Linked DNA regions of Homo sapiens: all the other regions are linked to region 1. A link is a contact called in ENCODE Hi-C or POLR2A ChIA-PET data. All regions are on one chromosome and are shown on one strand. The core of a region is the stretch at or near the end of the contact, and the rest is flanking DNA. Distances in the headings are between cores, read along the strand shown. Region 1 has its middle 110 kb from the start of DGKB. Region 2 overlaps DGKB (diacylglycerol kinase beta). Region 3 overlaps DGKB (diacylglycerol kinase beta).

Region 1 (4,354 bases), core at 1,149-3,648:
GTTCCAGGAATGCCTCTAAGATTTCTATTCTATCCCTTGTTCCTCGTGCAACAGCATGTACTACTTATTGTAATTCCTGCCCTTAGGTCAAAACAACTTTGACGTTAGTGTATGTACCATAAATTTAGCCCTTAAGCAATTGCTGTACATATCCCTTTCCCTATAGTATATAAGCCCTGAGTCTCGGGGATAGTGAGGCAGATCGTCGTATCTCACCGCTGCCCAAGTCTATGGCTGCTATTCATAAGTCTCTATTAAATGTTTATTTCTCATAAACTAGACTTGTCATTCTCTTTTTCCAGCCTCTCAGCTTCCTTTAACTTTGGGACCTGCTTACCACAGAACAAATAGAAAATGCAAATAATTAAGAGAGTACAAATCAGGGTGTAGCTGCATTAAGGATCTCATCCCCACAATATTTCATAAATAAACCATGCCTTTGGTATAAGTATTTTAACTTCTGGTTGGATCTTTTTAAATAGTGTCAATACTCTAGGGAAGGCACAATATTTCATAAATAAACCATGCCTTTGGTATAAGTATTTTTACTCCTGGTTGGATCTTTTTAACTAGTGCCAATACTCTAGAGAAGGCATTATGAAACTAAAGTATTATCTGAATGAGTTTATCAGGTCTTTCCTTCCTCATCAAAAAGAAGACAGTATCTAAAATCAGGGTGGTGGTGGGTGTGGGTGAAATGAGGTCCTAAAGGGAAGTGGGCACATGGGAAGAGAGATGCCTATTACTAGATCATTTTTCACATGTGGAAACTGAGGCTCAGATTGCAGCCTACCAAGCCTAAGGGGTCAAGCCTGGATGTGAGCTCACTTCTAGCTGACTCCAAAATCCATAAGATTATTCAGGACACCAAAGTCACATTGACATGAGGGTTTATTATGTTTAATGTTATCAAGCTGCCTACCTTTCCTCTGTAATTTCTCTCTTAAAGGAATATACAACTAATATAATGTCATGAGCAAATTGTAATATAATTTTTAATATGAGAGGCATTATGACATGGTGGTTTATACTGCTAAGAAATATTGGACAAATTATCTGTTTTTCAGCTCCCTTCTCTGGAAAAACAAATGGGATAAAAATACTTATTTCCTTTTTTTTTTTTTTTTTTTGCGACTCAAATAAGTGCTTAAATACTTCCTGGCATTCAGAAAACATTCAATAAAGGTTTCTGTAGTTATTGGAGTTATTTGCTTCATTCATATTCTATAACTTTTTTTCCCAACTGATCATAATATCTTTATTTTTAAAGGCATTTTATTTTAATTTTTGGATTAGTTTTGTGTTTTTAAAAAGCATCATGTGTTTGTTTAAAATGATAAAAAACAAAACTATTTAAATAAAAATTAAAGTACCCACTTTTGCCTTCAACAGCACCTCTCACTCAGATATTACTACTGCCCATATACAAATATACATATTATATAGATATATTCAACATTAAATATTAATATAATAAATTATATATATATTAGTGCTTTTCATTTCTTTTCTGGCTACTAGTGGCTCTGAAAATTAACTTGAAACATTGTTTCTCTGACAAAAAACTAGCTGAAATGACACACCAAAGTGTAGAATATGTACACTTAGAGCACAGAGTGAAGTGCCTCAGTGTACATCTATCCATTTGCAAACTGGATAGATGACAAGATAGGCATTTTTCAAACCAGCTGATGGTCACAAATAGTAATAAAATATTCCCAAACTGGCATGGGTTATATTCCAAAAACAGTGTAAACCAGCAAAAAATAAAAATTGCAACTGCAAAACCTAGGTCAACCCTCTCCTCACCTTTCCTTCACTCCTCCATCTTCCCCATTCTCCACCCACACACATGTTAATCCAGGTGCGACCTACTTAAAATTAACTCCAAGGGCAAAGTCAGTGAGTGAGAAGGGCGGGGAGCCTGGAGTTGCTGGAATGGAGGAGGTGGGAAAGGAGGAGGCTGCCTGGGTTGCCTTGGCAATACAAAGGAGAATGTCAAGGGGGAGGGATTTATGCGCTGATGCTAATTGCATTTGTTAATTACATTCTATTGTGCTGACCTGCCTGCTTCCCCGGTTTATCTTTCTGAGTCAATAAGCAGTTCCAAAAGCTTCCCTTAGCAGTGTGTCCCTCCTCATCTAATTTTATCCCTCTATCAGCTTCAGGCTCAGTTACCAGAGTGCTACCTTTGGCAAGGAACCGGGGAAGGCTGTGCTGAAACTGAGTGTGCGAGGTTTTAAAAATCCTGTAGAAAAATATATCCCTGTTGGAGCTTGCTGGAATATTGCTTTGCTGTTCAACCACAGCATGGATTTACAACCAAAGAAAGCTGCTGAAAAACCAGAGAAAATAAATCTGAAAGAAACTTCCCACAGTGAAAAGCAGGCTGCAAATGATTCACCAGGAAGAAAAATAAATAAATAAATACTGAGCAGTTTCGTCTGGTATCTAGCGTACCTTTGGTTGGAAAGGTGCCTGTACACAGGGCCTTGAGCTTTATTTTCTTGCCCCCCCTAGTGGGAGTTCTATTTAATTACAACAAGAGTCCCAGCTTCTGTGCACATCCGAATAAATACAATGATACCTACTGTAAATAATGCTGTCTTATAATCTCTCATCACTGACATGAAGTATTAGCTTACAGCACTGTTGCATGTGATAAAAATCAGCAAAGACATTGCGACGCATGTAGTTGTAATTGCTATGTGGATACTTTCTTAAATCTTACTATAATTTTAAGTATTTAAAAGTAATACATAGAAATTCTGTGCTAAAGTAAGTTGTTCACAGCAATGCTTTTTGTTTCCAGTTATATTCATTCTTCCCTTTGGTTCCTCTTTACAAACAAAGTCTAAGAAATGGTAAAGTCTTTCTTCAGTCTATGCTTTCCTTAACGATTTTTATTCTCCTTGAATTAAACAATTGCTCTCAGGGTGGTTCTGTATCTATTAATTTTCCTAAGAATAAGACTTTGATTTTACCAAAAAAAAAAAAAAAAAAAAAAAAACCTTTTGCATTTTAACAAAAAACCTCTTCTGAAGTTTCACCTGGTGTTTCTACATTTCTCAAGCACTGACTCATTTCATTGCTCAGAGCTCAAATTGGCTCCTTGAAGGCAATAAAAGGCAGGTCAGGCTGTCTCTAGGCTGTTCAGTGTCTATCATCCTGTTTTGCATTTGCTCATAAAGTGTGGCAGATTTATCCGGGTGGAAAATTTTTTCAATGGAAAAGTTTAGTCACTGTGCACATTGAAAGAACGTTTCCTGCAGAAATACAGACTCCTCATCATTCCTAGTCCTTAGGCTCACACTAGTGTTTTCTCCATTTATATGCATATGAAATTCCTTGGAATCATCAGTGGTGGTATGGGAAAAAGGAGAAAGAAAGAGGTTTTGGCTGGGATCCCTGATGATTTTGATGGATTTGCTATATCTGTACCCTAGGCCCCTTGCCACATCTGTGATGCAAAAACCACACTAATTGTTTTGCCTTTGTACAGTGTCACAACACACAGCAATGCCAGGTGGATCATCATGCTTGAATTGCAAAACATTTCCCATTAGACCTGAACACAGATCTGAAACTGCCTGGCTGCCATGTCTGTTTCCTTACTGAAATTTGGAGGTGTGGGAATCCTCAGTTGTGTTCCAAGTCCAGAAAACAGTTGAGAATTGTTCTCTAGATATGTATGTGTCTAAGGGATGTAAAAAGACTCTCCTTGGAGAGAGATCTGTTTTTGAACCACGTCTAAGCCTCAATTATCAGAAGGGTAGAGTAATTATGAGAAAAGCATGGAACAGTCTCTAGACTTGTATCTCATTCAGGGCCTCATGGATTTATGCCTCAATTTAAAAAAAGGTAGCCATGAATTTAAATAACATGAATAAATTATCAAACTCTTCTCTAAAAAATCTTCAGAACACTGGAATACAAGGTGTTATTATTTCATGAGGTATAATTCAGGAGAAAGGAAGGAGCCCTCCCTCTTTTTCTGTATGTTACTCAACAGAGTGAGTCTACACAAAATGTTTCACCCAACACTTCCAGAGCAGCAGTGGCATGGAGGTTGGCAGAGATTGGTGATGTTATTAAAGGGTAACAAATGGAAGTCTGTCTTGTTGAGAGTTTGGAAGACAGTGGCACGGTATCTACACATGACTGCTGGTGACAAATATTAAGAAAGCAATGGGTCAAAGAGGAGGAGACAAAACAGCCGACTTCATGATGGCTGATGAAAATGGCTCATGATCACACATGCAAATCCCTCAAGACCTCCAAAAAATAATGGAAGATAACTTTTCAGAGAATGAATATCCTGTATTAGTAAGTGAGGATAACAGCCGGTGTCATA
Region 2 (4,354 bases), core at 576-3,075, 250 kb before region 1:
CCAAAACTTGTTATTTTCTAACCCTTTTTTTGTTACAGCCATCCTAGTGGATGTGAAATGATTCGACTCACATCTGATTAGTCATTCGCTAATGACTAATAATGCTGAGCATCTTTTTATATGCCTATTGGTCGTTTGTATATTCTTTGGCAAAATGTCTATTCAAGTTCTTTGACCATTTTTTAATTGGACGGTTTGTCTTTTTGTTGTGGACATCCTCTGGGGGGTGTGTGTGTACGCACATTTGCTTGATGCCTATACAGCTTCCTATGTATTTCCTTTTTGGTGTATAATTTGCTGGCATTTTCCATATTGTGATCAGAGTTAATTTTTTATGTCATGTCCCTTGCTAGATTGGAGGTTGTTCTCGGGCAGAAAATGTGTGTTTTCATTTTAGCACAACTTTCAACTTCATCACAAAGTTGAAACAATAGCATTGCAATAAATATTGAGATTAAATTAATCAGAGCTATTCCTAAATGGCAAAAAATTACAATAATTGCTTCTATATGTACTTTGTTAGACACTTACACTGCAGAGAGAGACCAAACTGCATATCAAAAAGAGACATGAAGCTGACCCCTTATTCTCAAATTCTTCTTTGTGGGTAATAAGGCACTATTCTAAGTTAGCAGAACTGCTTTTACTTCTTTTTATCCATAATCGTAGATGCAACCCATACTGTGCAGACCCACAGAGACACACACATACACAGATGCATACATTCTGGAATATCATATCTCGAGAGACTATGTTTATTTTAACCATATCTTAGGCCAATGATAAAATGGAAGGCGGAGAAAACAATTTTGGTTTCTCCCACATAGGCCTGCCCCACAACTTTAGAGACACTGCTTAGATGGCCTTTTCGTTTCAGGTTTCTATGAGAGTAAAAAACATATTCAGTAATTATTTATAAATGACTCAGAGAAGGGGAAAGCTCATAAAATTATTCCTACAATATTTTATTAGTGTACTGGTCATAGTTTATACTGAATATTCTTAGTAGAGAAATCATGAGCTAAATTAACAGCCAAAAACCTCTAGATATATGACTGCCCTTTCCATGAACTAGGGCTCAACAATGACTTGGTCTGAGACAATTTAAAGTGCTCTAGTTGATATTCAGATGAATCACTATCAATTCAACTCACTGCCTCTCCAATTCTCAAGTTCCAGTTCTAATATCTTAATATTTGAAGTTTAACTATGACCTGATCTCCACTTTACAATCTAGTTTGGAAACTGGAGCATTATCTTGTTTTTGTATTCCTGTCTCAATAACATTTCTTGGGCCCAGTTTCTCTAAGGCTGAGGCCCTGATTTGACCGGTCAATCTTCTAAAGATAAGGATTTGCGCATGGAACACCAGAGAGTTCAGGATATCCATAACCTTTCAACAGCATTGTTTTTACATGAATTATCTACATGTCTTCTTGGACACCCAAATTGCACTAGGTTGTGAAAATCCTACTGCTATGTTTTACCTTCTTTTGGGGGGAACACACATTTATCTTATTTGTAAGTTAACTGCTTGTCCAAATTTCTTCCTATGGCCTATCACCATAAACATTCCTATCTTTTTTATTGTGCCAACTCTGAGTTACATTCTGTCCAAAACTACACTGGGGCAGTGGAGAGGGGAAAGGATCTATAACTAGGCCTGACCTGCCTTCTAGGACAAAATAAACAGAGGAAGTTATACCTGGATGAACAGATAGTAAGACGTGGCCTCAGTCATAATTCAGCTAATAATAGAGCTTCGGGAAAGAGCACAGTGACAGATACTAGGCTGAGCAATGCTGAGAAATCCAGGCAAGCAGCCAGCCAGGCAGGCAGCTGTGAGCTTGGAGATCAGTTTAGTAAATACATGTCTGTAATGGGAGAAAGAACCTGGAAGATTGGCCAGTGAAGTGCTAGGCAGCCCAGTGCTGAGCAGCCAGGTTGAAAACAGCAGGTTTAGTTCTTGGGATAAGGGAGCTGGACAGATGCGCAGCACAAAAGATTGGGTCTCCTGGAAAGCAAAGGAGGGGTATGACTTGGGGAAATTCTGAAACATGGGGCTAATTTCAGAGGTTCCTATGCTTGGCTTGACTGGCAGGGCAGGATACTTGGAAAACAACAGTGAATACAAATTACTGCCCTTTGACTAACATATCCATTTTCCCAGCAAGTAATTTAATACTATACCAATAACTACAGCTGAGACAATGGGCTGTCTTTTTCATCACTGTCAGAATCAACTTAGAGCTGAAAATGGTACTGAGCATGAAAGCGGGAGGTGTTTTATTAAGCAAACATTCTTGGAATGAGCTGGGAAAGAACAAAGAAAATGTTTATGGGGAGATGAGTTGACTTTCTCCTATACTTTACCTTTCTATCACCTGCTCTGGTACTTGAGTAATTCCAGGGGCCCCCCAAAATGCACACACCCTGTCAATCTTCTCATTTCGGCTGAGTCATGTAATAAACAATGCCATGAGAGTTAAATGAACTACATTTTAGGGATCAACGTTAAATTTTTATTTACTTTTAAAATGTTCAGAATTTTTAACGATTTTCAAGAAAAATTAAAGACCCTTTACATTAGTCTGAATTGAAAATAAATAAATGACTAATAGCATTTGGTAACGTTTAGAAAATGCAAATAGATCATAAAAAGTACTACATGAAAAATGAAACACTTAGTTCCTCTCACATCTCTTTAGGCATCTGTTACATCTTGAGTGAGTCTCCTTTGTGATTTTCCTGCCTCTTTGTCTCTTTATTCCAAAAAACTCAACACATACTTGTCAGATTAATCTCAAAGGCCCCATGAAGTAACGGAGAGATTTAAAGCCAGCTAGATTTAGATTTGAATCTTGGCTCCAGAATGCTTGGCTGAATGTCCCTGGGCATATTTTTAACCTCTCTATGGTTCAGTTTTCTAATATTTAAAATTAGAATAATGATAGGGATCTGGCAATACTGTGTCTAGCAAAGTGTCTGGTGCCCAATAAATCCTTGTTCCTTTATTTCATCCTAAATGTGACTTTAAACAAATCATCACCCTTCAACTGTTTCCTGTTGCTTTTGGATTGAAGCACAAACTCCTCCTCTTGGCACCATAGGTGTGTCAAAATATGATCCAAATCTATCTTCCAACAGTTATTTTCTGTATCTTCCATATTTACTATTCAATATCCATTCATCCAATTGTGAAGGCATCCCATCATCCCATGATTTTAGAGCTCTTCTTTTGCTGATGATTTTTTTTTCCTCAGGAATCCCGCCAATGTTGAGTGAAGTTCAACATAATGTATGGCATGGTTTATCTGTCAACTTATCCACAAAATCTCTCAGGACCTCCTCAAACACAGTAGGTTGTAACTCATCCTCCATGGGACACCCCATAATAACTCTCTCAGAATCTACATCTCATTTGTGCATTGGGCACTAGTAACACTATTAATTATAGCTTGAATGCATGAGCATTTTAGAGTTTGCAAAGTGTTCTATTATCTCATTTAAAATTCACAATAATGTTAACAAATATTCACTCCACTTAACACATGAAGAAATCAAAGTTAAGGAAATTATTACCTACTTAGGATCACACAGCTAAAAAGTTTCACATAATGATTCAAGCTATTGTATATGACCCAAACCCATTCTCGTCACTTTGGAAAAAGAACAAATACAAGTTTATAATTTGGCTTAGGAACCTCATTATTACAACAGCTAAAATCACACAGCCAAAAGAATGTACAGTAGTGATTCAAACTCCTATACAGTAAATATATTTTAAAGATCAAGGCCAATAATTTTGCCACCTAAATAGTAGTCATAGCTGCTGTGAGAAGACTATCATATATTCTACTGTTAAAGCTAAGACCCAACTTACAAAATGCATTTGTCATTTTTGTAAATAATGTGTTTTTAGTGGACTGACTGTAAGTTCATTATCTGGTGTTTTTGTTTTTAACCAAAATAGTGCCATGTTTCCCACGTTCAGTAGAGATATTGGTTTTCCAGGCTAATATGATAGTTTTTACAAAGTGAGAGAGGCTCAATGGGACCATGGAAAAGTCATCTTTCGGGTCTCTCAATTCAGTGCTTTCAAAAGTTTCCTTTAAAATCTAAGCCTCCCCACATAGCTTTTTCCTCTTATCACAAAAGATATTCGTGGTATAGAAGACTTTTCCTGTGCTCAGCAAAAAAGCATTTTTTCAGGAACTATATTAACCCTGTAGTAGAGAGGGCTCTGCAACTTCAACTGTTTAAAGAGAAGATTTTTCTAATTTAAATACTTAGCTAGCATTAATGTGCAGACGCATTAATGCTAAGTATTTAAATTAGAAAAATCTTTATCAAT
Region 3 (4,354 bases), core at 903-3,402, 180 kb before region 1:
TGTCCCCTGTGAACATGTCTTTCTCTCCTATGCAGAAGAACAAAATCCCTCTATTTACACTGTTTACTTTAGTTATAATCCTTCCACTTTGTTTTCATGGTGAAATTATATAAAGAGTAGCTTACATGTGTTCTCTCTGTCTTTCCTGTTTTCCATCCATTTCATCTATTATTGTTTTTTAAAAAAATCCATATTAAAATCACCAGTGGCATTCTAAATGATAAAGACTCGGGATGCGTTTTGGTTATTATCTCAAGTTCAATCTCATTTTTTGAAAACATGTTTCTTCTTTGGATTGTGGAATACTTTCAATCACTTATTCTCTTCTTTCTTTCTGGTTACAATTTCTCAGTTGTTTTCATGGAGATCTCATCTTCCAACTGTCTTATAAATAAATCTTTCTAGAGTTTCATCTCCATCCTTCTCTCCTTGCTCAATCTGCTTCCACTAAAACATCTCATCTATGCCCATGATTTGATAACTACTCACAATGCAAAGGCACACCCATTCTATATGTCTGGCTCTGATTTCTTTCTTGAGCTCCAGATATGTATTTCCAAGTATCGAATTTATATCTCAATCTGATAACCTGTGAACTTAAGGTTCAATATGTCCAAAATCAAACCACTCTACTTTCCCTCTAAATTATTTCTTTTTGTTTTCCTTTCCTGGATTGGGTGAGCCACACTGACTTACTTCTAAAAGCTGAAATGCCCCATCCTTCTTCCTTAGTCTCCATATTCAGTTGGTGATTGAATTCGGTTCATTCTGCCTCTAGATACTCCCTGTAACATGTGCTTATCTCTCTGTTAACAATGCCTTAACCTTCATGGAACCCCACATATTCAATAGGCTGCCCTAGTAAAATAATCTCCTAATAGGTTTTTAGTCTCCTTTTCATCAAAGATACAATTTATTTACTTCTTTCTGAAATTTAAATCTTACAATTTTGCTATCTCCAGAATTAAAATCTTCAATATCTTCAGATATTTTACTACCTCCAAAATTAATATTGAAGATATTGATTTATGTTTATGTCTTTATGAAGATTTATGTTTGTTTTTATGTTTATGTTTGTGTTTTTATGAAGATTGATTTGTTAATAAATAGGTTCTTAATCATGTTTCAGGAATAGGAAAAGCTAGACTCCAGGATTTGGATTTTAACATCTCCACAAGGAAAGGGGAGAGGGGCTTGACTTCTTCTCAGGAGTGTATTCATTTCATTGTTAGGCAATGTTGATGGATAATATTTTATCAATGGCATCTAAAGACCCACTTTTTGTGACTATTGCTAAATTCTTCAGCCTTACCTTCAGTGCTTAGACTCATGCCCATGTACACACATGCATGACATGCATGCTCATACACAAATATGTCTATACACCAACACACACATCAAGTTCTTCCCTGATATGTAACAGTCATTCCTGCTTCTCCACATGCTCTGATAACTGCTTGGAGTTTCTTTTCTTCCCCCACCTCTACTCAATACTTTCTATTCAAATTAAAACCCCATTCCACTCTCAACTTCTATCCATATGCGCAGAGTTAAAATCTCTCCAAGAATCTTGCATACGTAACATTCAGAGAATGCATTTCATTGCTTTGTCATCATTTGCCACTGGATCTGTCTCTCCGAACAGGCTGCTGAATAATGAATACAGTTAAGTTCCTCTAGCTTGTGTACTCTATTTATTATTTACTGTGGCACTTCCTATAATAATGTGGAAAGTGGTAACTAAGGAAACTTGGAAAATTCTAGTGAATCACAACCTGTAAACCATCACTGAGTTAAGGATAAAGTATCAACTTAAGATACATAAGCCTTAGTGATAATTTTTGTTATAAATTGTTATAATAATATTACTAACAAAAATAAGAGCTATCATTTTATAGGTAGGGATTATTATCTTCAGTATAAACTGAGGGGATGAAATGAAAGTATAAAGAAATTGTGATGACTTGGCTAATGTCCCAAGGTAAATGGTAGGTTCTATTTTACTCCTGTGATAATGGCCAAATTAGTAGTTTTCACCAAATAGCTCAGTTCTCCCCTGGCACTGGGCAGATGGAAGAAATGCTACTCCCTTGAAGTTAAATATGGTCATGTGAATTGCTTAGGCCAAAGAAATATTAGCGTATCACTTGCAGGGAGAAGGTATCAGAGCCAGCACACAGTCACGAGTGCTCTCTCTCTCTCTCTTTCTCTCTCTGTCACAGCAACTGCCAATTTTTAAAGCTCATGGCTGCTCCATCTGACTGGGACTTCACTGTAGACAATGTGAGATGAAACCACTTGCTGACTCAGATTGGAAATGTAATATGAGCAAAAAATGAACTTCTGTTGTGTTAGCCCACTAAGACTTCGTACATTTTTCAGACATGGCATGATTTGGCTCACTTTGACCAACATTCCACAGATGCCATTACTTCAGTATCAATGTTTGCTTGACCATAAATTGGACTCAAATGGATTTTTTGGGGGGAGGTCAAGTCTGAAAAGAGCTTACCCAAAGTTTTGCATCTTTAGGGTACGAAAATTATGGGAGTTTAGACGTTCATAGTTACTTTTTTCTTTTACTATTGCAAAACTTAGGTATTGAAAGATTTAAGACATATGGACACAGAGAAGCCACCAACAGGAAATTGTGTCTGAAGCAGTACAACAAATAGGAACCAGAGCCAGAGATGAGGCAAAAGAATATATGAAGCCAACATATATTCTAGAAATATAATCTGGGTCAGAGCCAGGAACTGCTGAGTTAATCAGTGTGAATCAGAAGAAAGAGTCAGAAATGAGAGACATGCACTACCTAAAACAGTTGCAGATTCAAGTTTCAGACCAAGTGTCAGGGTAAAGTCAAGACATTTCTGGTAAGTCAAAACATTTCAGATAAGTGTTTTAACTGAAAAGGCTTAAATATTTTAAAAGTCCACATTTCATATTCAACTGCCTCAGCCACCACTATCACAATCCTAATTATAACAGTAATATATTAAATTCCAAGCACTTCACATACATTTCCATATTTAATCAGCAAGGCAACTCCATGAGGAAACTGAAGTATACATCACAGCACTAGCCTTCAAACCCAGTTTTGTCTGACATCAAATTATGTGTTCTCAGACACTGCGAAATGGCCCTGTGCCATTTATCCTTCTGTCTCATACAAAGAGGGTAATTATCAATAAGTGGCTGGGCTTCCCAAAATAGAGCCAATCTAACACAGGGCTCAGGACAGAAGTAAAAGCTAATCTCAGCATGACAAACGGGCAAGAGGGCTAGCGTGTGATCTAAATTTGCCTAAAAATAAATTGACTACACACCTGTGAGGAGGTCAAGTCTCTCTCTCTCTCCCCTTTCAGGACCGAGATATCGTATTATCTGAATCCTGGATTCTAGCTTTTCCTATTTTGGAAACATGACTAAGAACCTGTTTATTAACATATCAATCTTCATGAAAAACATAAACAAATTATTCCTGTTTTGACCTTTGTTATCACTTATTGTGCCACAGTTCTGGTCCAGCTACTCTGCCATAAACAGCAATAATTTGTCTCCCTCTGAGGCTTACTGCGAGGATTAAATGAGTTAACACTTGTATACTATTTACAGTAAGGCACTGAAAATCCATTATTTAGTATGACGCTGATTATAGTCTCATTAAATCCTACAACAAGATTTTGAGGTGGGATTCTACTTTTTCAAGTGAGAAAGCTGAGGCTCAGGTAGTTTATGTTACATTACGAAGGCCATACCACTAATAAGTAGAAAACAGGGCTGGGATTCCACACCGTCAAATATTTGCCTGCAAAACCAAAGCTCTTTCCACTAAGTCACACCACATGCCTCACTGCAATGGAAGAAACTGCACACCAGGTCCAAACATTATGCACATTCGTCCTTATTGAAAAGAACAAATTCACTGTAATTTTGCAACTCCTCACAATGCCAGCTGCTATAAACTGTATGAAATTTATGAAAGTTTGGAAAGGTTCCCACCATAATAACATAGTATTTTTCGAAAATAATTTGCATGCTATATAACACACATTATATATAGCAAATAAAAAGCTAACCCTAAGTGACAATACGTGGGCAGATAATGAATCATTTGGAAATATCACGTAGATTTCACATAGAAAATATTGTTATCCATGAAAAGCCCAGGAGTTTCTTAACCCTTTGCTGTGACGTGGAACCACAGCAGAAAGCACCGACAGACCAATAATGTGATAAGCTTAATTCTCTAAAGGGCAGGAGTGAGAGCTTTCTATCCTATAACAACAGTTTGGATGACTTTATATCAAGAGTGAGGAAGAAAATTATACTCCTCTCCCACATATCAAGG

Evidence for each region. Hi-C counts contacts between places; a loop is a spot of excess contacts on that map. ChIA-PET counts read pairs that join two places held with the same protein, here RNA polymerase II (POLR2A). Pooled maps may share reads with other maps.
Region 2: a loop to region 1 is called in a pooled map, with 3 times the contacts of the local background. The contact joins two enhancer-like sites. A Hi-C loop is called at or near these places in 1 of 168 maps with a recorded cell type or tissue (PC-3) and 4 of 50 pooled maps. POLR2A ChIA-PET finds 5 or more read pairs at or near these places in 3 of 52 experiments (H1, OCI-LY7 and WTC11).
Region 3: a loop to region 1 is called in a map of PC-3, with 2.3 times the contacts of the local background. The contact joins two enhancer-like sites. A Hi-C loop is called at or near these places in 9 of 168 maps with a recorded cell type or tissue (PC-3, Right ventricle myocardium inferior, Right ventricle myocardium superior and 6 more), 1 of 37 single-sample maps with no recorded cell type and 12 of 50 pooled maps. POLR2A ChIA-PET finds 5 or more read pairs at or near these places in 1 of 52 experiments (MCF 10A).

The regions. Positions count from the first base shown.
Region 1 is chr7:15,013,758-15,018,111 of GRCh38, forward strand. No RefSeq gene overlaps it. Among named protein-coding and RNA genes, the nearest start is that of DGKB, 110 kb to the left of the region's middle. Within about 2 kb of position 2,399, at least 5 of the 41 ENCODE cell types and tissues checked have a DNase peak (open chromatin) inside an H3K27ac peak, as active enhancers do; they include PC-3, where a contact is called at or near this core.
Region 2 is chr7:14,759,911-14,764,264 of GRCh38, forward strand. The region is part of intron 2 of DGKB (diacylglycerol kinase beta); the gene reads right to left. Among named protein-coding and RNA genes, the nearest start is that of DGKB, 140 kb to the right of the region's middle. Within about 2 kb of position 1,826, at least 10 of the 41 ENCODE cell types and tissues checked have a DNase peak (open chromatin) inside an H3K27ac peak, as active enhancers do; they include PC-3, where a contact is called at or near this core.
Region 3 is chr7:14,832,344-14,836,697 of GRCh38, forward strand. All of the region lies in intron 2 of DGKB (diacylglycerol kinase beta), which reads right to left. Among named protein-coding and RNA genes, the nearest start is that of DGKB, 68 kb to the right of the region's middle. Within about 2 kb of position 2,153, at least 2 of the 41 ENCODE cell types and tissues checked have a DNase peak (open chromatin) inside an H3K27ac peak, as active enhancers do; they include PC-3, where a contact is called at or near this core.